Regions from separate parts of the Homo sapiens genome. Here region 2 is linked to region 1. The links are chromatin loops, found by intact Hi-C in ENCODE. Cell type or tissue: PC-3. All regions are shown on one strand. Links, peaks and the distances in the headings refer to the core of each region. The heading gives the core; the rest is flanking DNA.

Region 1 (6,561 bases), core at 1,527-5,526:
ATATTTCGCTAGTAATAAAATACTACTAATGCTTAACTTCTGATCTGGAAGACAAAAACATAAAGGTGCTATATGCTTCTTGGCATCATTCATAATTTACATGTAGCTTCTTAATATTTGAACCTTTCTTCTTGCTTTTCAGTTACAATGGTATTTTGTCATTGTTTTGTTATTGTTTGTTTTAGATTTTACTAGCATGCACTTACTAATTTGTACTTTATGTTCATGCCATATTGCCCAGAGTGAATTGTGGTAATGAAGCTTTTGATGTTAGTTTTTTTTTTAATTCATCTAACCACGTTTGAGGCACAAATTGTGTTTAACTTTCTAAGCAATCAGCATATAAACATATTCCAATACTCTTTGACATCTCAATCTACCTTTTGTTATAATAAACAATTACAATTTTAAATAGACACTACCTGTGAATATAAATTGGTCGTTGCTATAAACTTCTAATACCTGGTTTAAGTTTTAAATTGAAGTTTGCTTATTTGATTTTTTTTTTTTTTTTTTTTTTTGATAGGGAGTCTCACTCTGTCGCCCAGGCTGGAGTGCAGTGGTGTAATCTCGACTCACTGCAAGCTCCGCCTCCCAGGTTCACGCCATTCTCCTGCCTCAGCCTCCTAAGTAGCTGGGACTACAGGCGCCCGCCACCACACCCAGCTAGTTTTTTTGTATTTTTAGTAGAGACGGGGTTTCACCATGTTAGCCAGGATGGTCTCGATCTCCTGACCTCGTGATTTGCCTGCCTCGGCCTCCCAGAGTGTTGGGATTACAGGCATGAGCCACCGCACCTGGCCTATTTGTTTGATCTTAAATCCAAGCAACTGTGAGTTCCATGAAGGTGCAGACTGTCTTTCATGTTCACGGAGGTATCCTTGGTGCTCAATTAATAGCATTTGTTGAATAGATAAAAAAATTATATAGGACAGGATTAGGATAACATTGAATATTGACAACCTTTTGCCTGAAATATCAAAAATGTGTGCTTAGATATGTTCAAGTTTAGTTGAGATATCTACGTCCATATATCTACATCTAGTCTGTCTCTCTCTCTCTCTCTTTCTCTCTCTCTCTCTTTCTCTCTCCTACATATTAAGTAAAGCTAACACCTTTTTGTAGCTCTAAGCCATATTCCATATTCTATTAAATTAGCAATGGTGGGTGGCTCAGCCACATGCAAAAAAGCAAAGTGGGACACATGGTAGAGTGAGAGATTGTCAAACTGGATCTGCACTGACACTCACCCAGCTGGATGAACTGAGGCTCACTCTTTACCCCAGACCCAGCCCCAGTGCTGGCTGCCACTTCCACACTGTATCGGATTCCAGGAACAAGAAAGGGAATGACCACGGAAAAGGTGGAACCATCCACTGTTTTGTTGATGTGGTATCGAGTTTCATTGCCCAGACACCAAACCTGTAAGAAGCACATCACAAAAATCAAGCTGGTAAATTACCTAAATGAATGCAAAGATCAACACAGGGTTGCAGTTTTAGACCCAGACAGAGTACTAAACTGTCATGCACTACCATAAGAAGTTTCCAAAGTCATTTTTTCCCTAAAATCTAGTTCTATGAACAATCTTCTGGTCAAGTTTAACGTTAAAAGTAGTTTCAAGGCATCTTTATTACTTTCTCATATACTTTTAAAAGGTTCTATCAGGTAAGTCTACAAATCTGTGCTTGAAGGTAGTAGTTTCTATCAGCCCACTTCATTTAGATTTCTTTTTAACACCAACACATTATCTGCCAGCTAAATAAGTACCTTGCAGATAGCTGTGTCTATGCAGATCAAGAATAATACTCATTCAACATTTGCATTCTAGGCATGACCCAGATGACCAGATATTGTAAAACAAAAATGAGTAGGAAACGCCAAGCCTCGTACTTCAACAGTTCTCTGGGATCAACCTGCCTGGCATGGGCACTGGAACATCACATTTTACAAGGAGTAGTTGATTGAAAAGGAAGGAGAGCTTCTGAATACTCTAAAGTAGTTTGCACAAATATGATTATTAAAAATAAAACTGCACACAAGGAGTGAGCCTCATCTCAGGATTTTATTCAACCTCTGGTACACTGAACTATATTATCAATGAGAGACAATTTGCCCTCTGCTCTTCTATTTAAATGGGACTATCAGTCCTTCACAGCATACATGAGAACATAAAGAATAGCAATACATATTTGATGTGAAAAAAGCATTCTTCTAATAACAAAGAGTTACCTGATTAACTTGGCTAATAATATTTGTGATACAAAACTATTCTCAAGAAATTGAGATTTTCAAACTATTCTATAATCCTTGTTTTAAATTTCACTAACAGATTCATCAGTGAGTGATCTTCTGCGATGTTTAAGAACTTGGATATGGTGCACGACAATGTTCAAGCTCAGTTTCCATAAGAAAATGATCTATAGAAAAACATGCTCATTATTATTAATTATTATCATTAGAGATGGAGTCTTGCTCTGTGGCTCAGGCTGCAGTGTAGTGGTGCAATCTTGGCTCACTGCAGCCTCCACCTCCCGGGTTCCAGTGATTCTCCTGCCTCAGCCTCCTGAGTAGCTGGGATTAAAGGTGTGCACCACCACACTCAGCTAATTTTTGTATTTTTAGTAGAGACGGGCTTTCACTGTGTTGGCCAGGCCGGCCTGACCTCAGATGATCTGCCTGCCTCGGCCTCTCAAAGTGCTGGGATTACAGGCGTGAGCCACAGCGCCCAACTGACATACTCTATATTCCTTATGATGTTCTCAAGCAATATATACCATTAACTTTAAGTAGACAATTGTCTAAACTCTAATAGGAAGTGAGATTTAAAAGAAATCTAAGCCTAGTCTCTTCCATCATTTATCTTTTTATATTTTCTTTGAAAGTTAATATTATTTTAATATAGTTTCAATACATAACACCAAGAAATGCTCAGACCCTATACCAGGAGCTGACCATTTGGAAATTAAGACTCTTTTGTGATTTTTTTAAAAATCCCATTTACATTATACAGCTGAACCAAAGCCACAAACTGATTTTGTACCAGTCAATCAGGTTCTGAAAGGCATTTTATTATTTTAAATTGACCATGAAGTTACGTGAAATCCACCCTTTTGCATTTCTTCAGGAGAGAAATGAGTTCTGACTCTTAGGGGAAAATGCCTACATTCCACAATTTAGCTTGAGAGCTGAGACATCACCCATTTTAAATCCTTAAAAATCTTCTATAACATTCTATTTTTCTAGACTAACACATAGTATCCTGTCACTCCTCAGTATTGAGACAGCCTTGAAACTCTTAAGAAAACACTTAAAAGTACAGAGACTTTTACCTTTTAATGCCTCAATTATCTAGAAAATCTTACTTGAAATATCTTAAAACATCCACAGTGCACTTATGGCAGTCTTTTAAATACTTTAAAAAATACACTGTTCATATACACAAATTTCATAAAGAGGTTTCTCAATTTGTTTTTAAAAATCTTTTGAAAATAAAATAAACTTAAAATTCTGCTCAGGATACTTGGTTACCGTACAGATTAATTTGCTCCTCAGAAGAACATGTATAGTCTTATTTGGGCCTTAACTAAGGATGCACATCAGAATCGCCAAAAGATTCACCAAGATATATGTGCAAGGGCCCCTGTCAGACCACCTGAATCAGAATTTCAAAATCACTGAATAAACAAGAAAGCGTTTTAAAAATAATTTTACATGTTGCTATTTGGACCAGCAGATGGCGCCAAATATCCATAAACAAATACCAGCCTGCTTTTTCTTTATGAATGGTGGGGGCTGCCCATCAGGACATTAATATATATATATATTATACTCATACCTTATACTCTTGGACCATTCCATTTTGAGTGTCTTCTGGAGGTGGCTGCCAACTAACTAGAATTGCAGTTCCGTTTCCATCATTCTTGGATACAGTTACACCTTGGGGTGGGGCACTGGGTGCTATTAAATTGTTTTAAAAGGTAGGTTATTAGAATGTGCTAGAGAACACTGAAAGCAGGTAATTAATATCAAACCCAATAATAGATGTATTAATACTATATCAATATATGCTTTTTTTTTTTTTTTTTTTTGAGACGGAGGCTCGCTCTGTCATCTAGGCTGTAGTGCTGTGACATGATCTCGGCTCACTGCAACCTCCCCCTCCCGGGTTCAAGCGATTCTCCTGCCTCAGCCCCCTGAGTAGCTGGGATTACAGGCACCCACCACCATGCCCCACTAATTTTTGTATTTTTAATAGAGATGGGGTTTCACCGCCTTGGCCAGGCTGGTCTCGAACTCGTGACTTCAGGTGATCCGCCCGCCTCAGCCTCCTAAAGTGCTGGGGTTACAGGCGTGAGCCACTGTGCCCAGCTGCATATGTTTTAAAGATGTATCTCATCCAAGTCTGAATAGTCCCAAACTACCTAAGTTGTTCCTCACTCAATGCTAATTCACTGCCACGGTGAATTTTCCATAACCAAAGTTAAATACCTTGTTTCCACCAAACATCCCAGGACAATTCCTATTTCTTCTACCGTGTAACTCTAGTCTCATGTTCTCCCCCGAAATGTTCAAAAGTATGAAAATGAATATTAATCATTCATGATAATTACTTATACAGCCAAAGTGACAAAGACATGTTGGGAAAAATCCTGTTGTTAGTTAATGTAATCTTTTACCTTTATGTAAATATTGTTTAATTTCTAGGAATAGGGTGGTCAGCTATAGTGATTTGTCTAGAACTGAGGTGTTTTAAAAGAGATGAGATTTAGGAAGAAAATGCTAATCCCACGAAGTCCTGGGCAAATCAACACATTATTCAAATCATGGATCAAAATAAACAAATAGAAAATGCTGAATGGAAAATAAACCAAACGGAAAACAATTTCATTTTTAAATGTGAATTTTAGTTCTGAATAATTAAATTTCTATATGCCATTAAGTAATATAATGTTCACATTTACACATTTGAGGTAGGCCACTATTGAAGCAAGTCAACTATTATAGCATTTTGCTTTTCTAGTTTTCTAAATAAACAAATACTGTTAGCAAAATGTATGTTCAATATCAAGAAAGTTAGTAATTAATGCCACTATTAACATTATAACAATTTAAATTAAGCTAATAAAATTCTAACAAATATACTGCAATGCATGGAAATCAAACGCTTCATCATACTTGCCTTCTTCCAGGGTTTTGGCAAACTTGATTTCACTATCTGCTCCTTGAAATTCATTAAAAAAAGGGCGAGCCTTAATTTCATAGTTGACTCCCTTTCTGAGATCAGGGATTACCACACTGTTTTTGGCTGGCGTCCTCACTTCAAAAACTAACCAGTCTGATTCTCCGTGGTTGGCTCCAGATGGCCGATAGAGAATTTTATATCCTTGTATATACTGAGACTGTTGATCTACCTATTAAAAAGACAAGTAAAATGTAATTATTCATATTATTGTATTGGTTCATCAGAAAATAATAAAAATTAAACGTTATAAAATGCACAAAATTCTGTCTGGCTTCATCCCACATTCTTACACAAGAAATGTGTAAGAATTAGAAAGGAAAAAATAAAAATCATTATTTGTGGACAACATGAGTGTGCTCATAGAAAATCCAAAAGAATCTTCAGCTAAAACATTCAAATAAGTAGAATACTGAAAAAATTCCACTATCTTTTGATAAAAATTTCGGTGGCATTAACTTCTATGCTTCATGCAGAAATGTGAGGCCTGATGGCAGCTCTGACATTGCATGTAGGACATCCCTGGGTCAAGGGGATGAGAAGCTAAAATGTTTGATGATTTTCTGATTTTAAAAGCCTACTTAATACTACTTGGAAATATTTCTAAGTTTAAAAGATTCATGTAATAATGATCCTATCACAAGTTACATAACACAGTTAATACTATCTGTTTCTTTCCTGAGACAGGTCAAGTTCACTACTGCAGCACAATAGGAAAAAAATAGGCTCAAGATGCAATGTTTTTCTGTTTAAACCAAACTAATAGCTACTGTAATAAACAGTGCTTACACTATAAAGTTATCATTAATGTACAAGTAGGCAACAGATAGTTACATTTTATATGCATTGCAATGATCTCGCAGACGCTTATTAAAACTGAGATCAAATATTGTAACAACTCACTGTCCAGTGCACTTCGATGGAAGAGGAAGAAAGGACGGTGGGGTTGTGGAGGTGCAGAACAGCATTTCCCAGCTCTCTCTGGACCTGCTTGTGGTCCACCCCCTGACTTGTTGGTAGGACATCTACAACAAGTCAAGAAAACTGTGTCAGGGTCTGCACAACGTTACTGAACGGAATGAAAGCATGGTGAAACAAACTGTTCATTCATAGCAACTCTCAGTAAAGAAGAGTCCAAGCCAGGCTGTGATTCGGAAAAAAAAAAAAAAAGGAATAATTTAACCTTTTTATTAGGATCAGGAAAGTAAGAGGGGATAGAGAGAGTAGAGAGAACGCAGAGGACATATATTATAGAAAGGCAAAAAGAGCAGGAAGCAAAGACAACAATGGCAAATAACAACATTTAGTGGCTCCTCCTA
Region 2 (6,561 bases), core at 1,135-5,134, 840 kb after region 1:
AATCCACATCCAAAGGCAAATTTTAAACATTAATAATTCAGCATGAGACTTATAGAAGAAACCTGTAAAACACACAAACAATTAAGGAATAAGCCACAATAAAAAGTCATGTAAAGGTTATATATCATAAAAATTACATAAAAATAGGTTCTTTAGATAATTTTCCTTAACCTCAATGAAGTTTTATAATTTTGTTTAAAACACAAGGAAACAAATAAAAGGGCTATCTGCAAAAAAATACAATTTTTTAAAAGTAAGGAAACTAGCAAGGAACAGACTTGGAAGACAAAGGATGAAAAGTGAACTACAGAGTTAAGAGAAACAAATGAAGATGAAACAAAACAGAAGAAATACACATTAACAGATTCAGAATCCAGAGATGTGAGGAATCCACATAAAACAAATTCAAAAAAGAGCAAAGGCAATTGCACAAAACACAATAGAGGAGAATAGTAAAGAAAGCACTTTTGGCATTAACATAATTGGTTTCCACAAAAAAAGTGTACAAAATGAAGAACGAATAGAAAACAATTTCAAGATATAACAGAAAAAAATATTAAATGAGTATTTGAATCCACAAGTTGAAAAGAAACAGTTACTGCAGGAAAAACTGATGCAAAATGATCACTGAGTCAGATATTCTCAAGACTAATTTATCCATATGACCCCTAATAGGGAGGCTTCCGATAATGATCCTACCTGAAAATGCATCAGCGCTTACACCTAATCCAATATTTCTACACTTTGTTTTACTTTCCTCTAAAGAATGGATCACCATCTGACATAGATAGATTGACAGATAGGTAGATAGATAGATAGATAGATAATTTGTTTATTGCCTCTTACCCTGATTAGAATGTATACTCTGAAAGCCAGATTTTTAAAAGCATGATTATATCTCTAGATACTATATTTAGTAGATGAGTATTTAATAAGCATTTTTGAACAAATAAATGTAATTTAATAAATAATCATATGGTAATTGGGACAAAGAAAGAGCAGATCTCATTCAAGAGGGCAATTCTTACCTATCAGAATTCTCCAGAGTAACAATCACATAAAGAGGGGCGAACAATAACAACAGTAATTCAAAGTGTACTCTGACAATTGGCTTCAAAGTATAAAAATAATAGACAAGAGTCACAAGAATACTTGGGGAATATGTAATTCCTTCTTGAAAAGAACATTTTTGAAATACATAAAAAAACCCAGAAATGAAAATAAATGTTTCAAAAATGACATCCTGAAAAAGATCTATTTAAATACATATCTAAGGCTAAGCAACCATATGGATTATGGTTACAGAATTAAATGGAAAGTCTTAAACTTTGACATTAAAATATTTATAAAACTAATATAATTAAGACATAAGGGGGAAGTGTTATGTGGAAGGGTGCTGATTTCTGCCATTCATTGTTGAGAGTTGATATTATCTAACTTTGATACATGCGGTTAAAATGATACTTTCCAAAACTTCTTCATAATCTTATATATTAATTTTAGAAGTACTATTGAAAATGAACATTTCTTTCTGTATCTCTTTTTCCTTATATCTCAGTTTATAAATCAATATATTCTTCTAATTTTCTGTTTTGCTAACATCAATATCTATTTCGCTAACATCAATACCTCAGTTTCCTCACTTATGAATGGAGATAAAATAATAGCACTTATTGCGTAGGGAAATAGGAATGTTAAAAAATGACATAGGTAGGCCAGGCACAGTGGCTTACACCTGTAATACCAGCACTTTGGGAGGCCAAGGCGGGTGGATCACCTGAGTTTAGGAGTTGGAGACCAGCCTGGCCAACATGGTGAAACCCCGTCTCTACTAAAAATACAAATATTAGCCAGGTGTGGTGGTACGTGCCTGGAATCTCAGCTACTTGGGAGGATGAGGAGTGAGAATATCTTGAACCTGGGAGTTGGAGGTTGCAGTGAGCCAAGATCACACCAATGCACTCCAAACTAGGTGACAGAGCAAGACTCTGTCTCAAAAAAAAAAAAAAAAAAAAAAGACTCGTAAAGCACTTAAAACCTCTTACAGGTATATTCTTTCTATGTATATAATATGTAAGTAAAAACGATAGTTTATCTGGATTGTGATTTGACAATAAAAAAAAACAAATCTTTGCTGGTTACATTTTTGGTATAATGCTGCGCACCCATCTTTTTTTGAGACGGAGTCTCGCTCTGTCGCCCAGGCCGGACTGCGGACTGCAGTGGCGCAATCTCGGCTCACTGCAAGCTCCGCTTCCCGGGTTCACGCCATTCTCCTGCCTCAGCCTCCCGAGTAGCTGGGACTACAGGCGCCCGCCACCGCGCCCGGCTAATTTTTTGTATTTTTTTTTAGTAGAGACGGGGTTTCACCTTGTTAGCCAGGATGGTCTCGATCTCCTGACCTCATGATCCACCCGCCTCGGCCTCCCAAAGTGCTGGGATTACAGGCGTGAGCCACCGCGCCCGGCCGCACCCATCATTTTTATACCTATCAAAATAGCCTTTAAATGTAATATTATTAACTCAGTAAAAATTATGGAGAAAATGTTACTATTTCATTGCAATAGGTGACAATTATGTCCATTACTGTATAATATCTGTCATAGGGAATTAAAGTATACTATCACATATGTAAATCATTGTTTCTAAATATGATTGCATTAAAATGTACATTATCATTTTCCAAAACTGGTTGTTTATCTCTTCCCAACCTGTCAATGTTGCTTTGCTCTCTTAAGAAAAAGTTATTTGCAAACAAAAGAAGATAAAACATTATGCTCTCTCTAACATCGCTGTCTCAGGGACAACTACTCATATTTAGATTTTTTTAAAGTGTAAATATTAAAGAATCTGAGGAGAAGCAGAAGGTAAGAGAGGACAGGCTGTAGTTAGGGTGATGTTGCTTGGAAAGACTTAAAGAAAATGGCGATGCTGCAAGTTTCAAGCAGATTCTATTTCTCAGAAAAGATTGAGAATTGTTCGTCTGATACACATTATTTAACCAGTTTTTCTTTTTAAAATGGTCTCTGAGAATGTGTAATGAACAAATGCTTTTATTTTGTCAAAACTGAATTTCAAATTTACTACCAACATCTCCCAAGATTTTTTATTTTATTTTTCGTTAACCTGTAACTCCTTAACATATTTATACTTTAAAACACATATGAAATTATTTGATTTAAAAACTCATTACATATAAAATAATATCTTTTTTGTTTTGTGTTTTGTCTTCTTGTAATTATGGTAACTGGAAAAGTATTGATTAATTGAAATCAGAGCAACATTCACAATATTATCTTTTATAAGTGAGACAATATTCACGAAGAACCACATGTGCATCATAAAAATAACAATTAATGCTGACCGATGCTAAATATTAAGTAAATGACATTTATTGATGAAAAAAGATTAAAATTTGATTATCCCCCTTGAAACTGCGAAGGGACAAAAATCTTGGCACATGTTGCCCTCTAGTGGAACTTTAAAGATAGGCAGTTGAATTATATTTTGGTGCTTTCAATATGTGCAATTCAGTTTACTATTACAATTTTAAAAACAAATTAATATTTTTCTTTTAAAACGGTAAGTACTATAAAATCTTTTCAATTAATTTGTTGTAGTTGATAGGTTTGGTATTTTTAAAAATCAAAAATTTGAAAATAAAAATAAAGTGTCTCATAGCCATTAAAGGCCAAGAAGGTGTTGTTAGTCATATAATCATATAACAAGAATAGTAGAAATAATAAATAGCTCAGGAATATAATTTTATTTGCTTCGAATTTTTGCTGAGCAATGTTACCTAACCTGATTGTATGAAACTATCATCGAATCTCATCTCTCTACAATTAGAATGACCAACACAGTATTTTATGAAAAACGATAATTTGAAAAGCTTTTACTATCAACAAATAAGAACCAGTGTTCACAGAAATATGAAAAAATAATTTTTCAAAAGCATTTTTGTCATCTTTTGATTTGCTTTTCAAAGAAAACATTTTATTGTATTATATCTGTTATTTTTTATTTTATAATTTCAATACATATTGATGTAGATCGATTTTCCTAATTTATACCGCCATATGGAAGAGGTGTGAATGCATGATATTGTACAAAATACAAAATATATTCTATTTACGGTAGGCACTTAAAACTATGTTATTATAAATTCAACAGTTTGCATCATTTGTTGATTCTTACTTTAATATTACTGTTGCTTATCTTTTACAATACCTAATTTAAGCATATATAGGTTTAAGATGAGAATCTTATTTCTGTAATTCGACAGTATACCTTGTCCTAAAAAACAGTTTAAAAATATGGTAGCGCAACTAATAGTATAAAAAATATGATTTGTGGCCGGGCACGGTGGCTCACGCCTGTAATCCCAGCACTTTGGGAGGCCGAGGCAGGTGGATTACCTGAGGTCAGAAGTTCAAGACCAGCCTGCTCAACGTGGTGAAACCCCGTCTCTACTAAATATACAAAAATTAGCCAGGTGTGGAGGTGGGCGCCTGTAATCCCAGCTACTCGGGAGGCTGAGGCAGGAGAATCACTTGAACCCGGGAGGCAGAGGTTGCAGTGATTGAGCCATTGTGCTCCAGCCTGGGCAACAAGAGCGAAATTTCACCTTTGCCTCAGAAAAAAAGAAAAAAAAAAGATTTGTGATTCCACTTACCATATGAAAAATTATAAAATGAATATTTAGTCAACTATATCCCTTGTTTACTCATTAACAAATGCTTACATTTCAAAACCATTCTTTAATTTTTTAAATTTTTATTAACTTTTGTGTATGTGATGGAATTTTGCTTTTGTCGCCCAGGCTGGAGTGCAATGGCGAAATCTCAGCTCACTGCAACCTCTGCCTCTCCGGTTCAAGGGATTCTCTTGCCTCAGCCTCCTGAGTACCTGAGATTACAGGCACGCACCACCACGCTCAGCTAATTTTTGAATTGTTAGTAGAGACGGGGTTTCGCCATGTTGGCCAGGCTGGTCTCGAACTCCCGACCTCAGGTGATCCACCCACCTTGGCCTCCCAAAGTGCTGGTATTACAGCCTTGAGCCACCGCGCCCGGCCCAAAACCAGTCTTTAAAAACAATTTAAGCTGGCTAAGTCTATCAGAAATTATAAAGTAATTAAAAATAGTCCTAGGCTATTTAAAGAATGCTAAATACATCTGTAAAGCAAACTAAAGCTAAATGAGCTAAAATAATACATAAGACAATTAGTCCAACCTGTAGGCTATTTTTGTTATTTCTTATAAATATTTCAATTTCATATTTTACATTGTGGTATATACTGTCTATGGATTAAACAATCACAACCTTTCCCCTTATTCAATTTTTCCCTTATTCCTTCAAAACAATGACCACAAGCAGATCATTAAACACAGAATAAGATTCGAAACTTCTTTTAAAATTAAAACATTAACAGAATAAGAAAATAAATATTGTGTTATGGTAATGTGAGTTTTGTCATTGGACATATCAGATAATTTACACTAGGTACAAGAGGCAGCTTTTGTAGCTACCAGTATCTCCCGAGATTGGGAGATCTTTATTAAGACCTTCATTAAGATCAATGACTGGGCAAGTTTTAATTTAATTAATTAATTGATTGATTTTATCTGTTGCCCGAGAGTGATGGGGCGCAATCTTGGCTCTCTGCAACCTCCGCCTCCCTGGTTCAAGCAATTCTCATGCCTCAGTCTCCCGAGTAGCTGGGATTGCAGGCGTGTGCCAGTATGCCCGGGTAATTTTTGTATTTTTTACTAGAGATGGGGTTACACCGTATTAGTCAGGCTGCTTTCAAACTCCCGACCTCAGGTGATCCACCCACCTCAGCCTCTCAAAGTGCTGAGATTACAGTCGTGAGCCATCCCATGCGGCAGTAAGTTTTCTCTTTTTTTTTTTTTTTTTTTTTTTTTTTTTGAGAAGAAGTCTCGCTCTGTCGCCCAGGTTGGAGTGCAATGGTGCTATCTCAGCTCGCTGCAACCTCCGCCTCCAGGTTCAAGCGATTCTCCTGTCTCAGTCTCCGGAATAGCTGGGATTACAGGCATGCGCCACCACGCCAGGCTACTTTTTGTATTTTTAGTAGAGACAGGGTTTCACCATGTTGGCCAGGCTGGTCTCGAACTCCTGACCTCAGGTGATCCACCTGCCTCGGCTTCCCAAAGTGCTGGGATAACAGGCGTGAGCCACCGGGCTTGGCCCCAGCCGCAAGTTTTAATTTGTCCTCAGTGAGGTGCTGAGCTCCATTGTTGTTGATGTCTTTCTTGTTTTCCTCTTTCATTGCTCCTGTGACGCACCTGCCCTTGCAAGACTGTCACCGTGCTTCTCCCTCTATCATCCTGTCCGTGAAGACCTGATGACTCCTCTTTACTAATGAGAATTCAAGGTCTACTCTTCAAAGCAACCTCTAGGAAACGCCTTTTTCATTAATCAATTTTCAAGTTGAGGAGGACAGAAAGGAATGATATTAGCGAAGTACATGGTCACATAAGCTTGAGAAGCTCTGGGTGCTTTCCATACTTGCCTACTTACCACTTTTTCAGAGAGGCT

What was found. Peaks named below come from ENCODE experiments on the same cell type or tissue, not always from the same donor. Only the 100,000 strongest peaks of a DNase experiment are listed, where the experiment ranks them.
Region 2: a loop joins it to region 1, with 6 times the contacts of the local background. A loop is called at or near these places in 25 of 110 quality-filtered maps.

The regions. Positions count from the first base shown.
Region 1 is chr3:78,655,848-78,662,408 of GRCh38, forward strand. It overlaps ROBO1 (roundabout guidance receptor 1), which reads right to left. Exons shown (of 31, transcript NM_002941.4): 15 at 6,146-6,267; 16 at 5,183-5,414; 17 at 3,839-3,960; 18 at 1,251-1,422. Among named protein-coding and RNA genes, the nearest start is that of LINC02077, 610 kb to the left of the region's middle. In PC-3, for the core only: CTCF peaks have their summits at 3,730 (motif pointing right) and 3,929; a DNase peak (open chromatin) is centred at 3,744.
Region 2 is chr3:79,494,218-79,500,778 of GRCh38, forward strand. The region is part of intron 2 of ROBO1 (roundabout guidance receptor 1); the gene reads right to left. Among named protein-coding and RNA genes, the nearest start is that of MIR3923, 10 kb to the right of the region's middle. In PC-3, for the core only: a CTCF peak has its summit at 3,466 (motif pointing left); no DNase peak of the experiment used is centred there.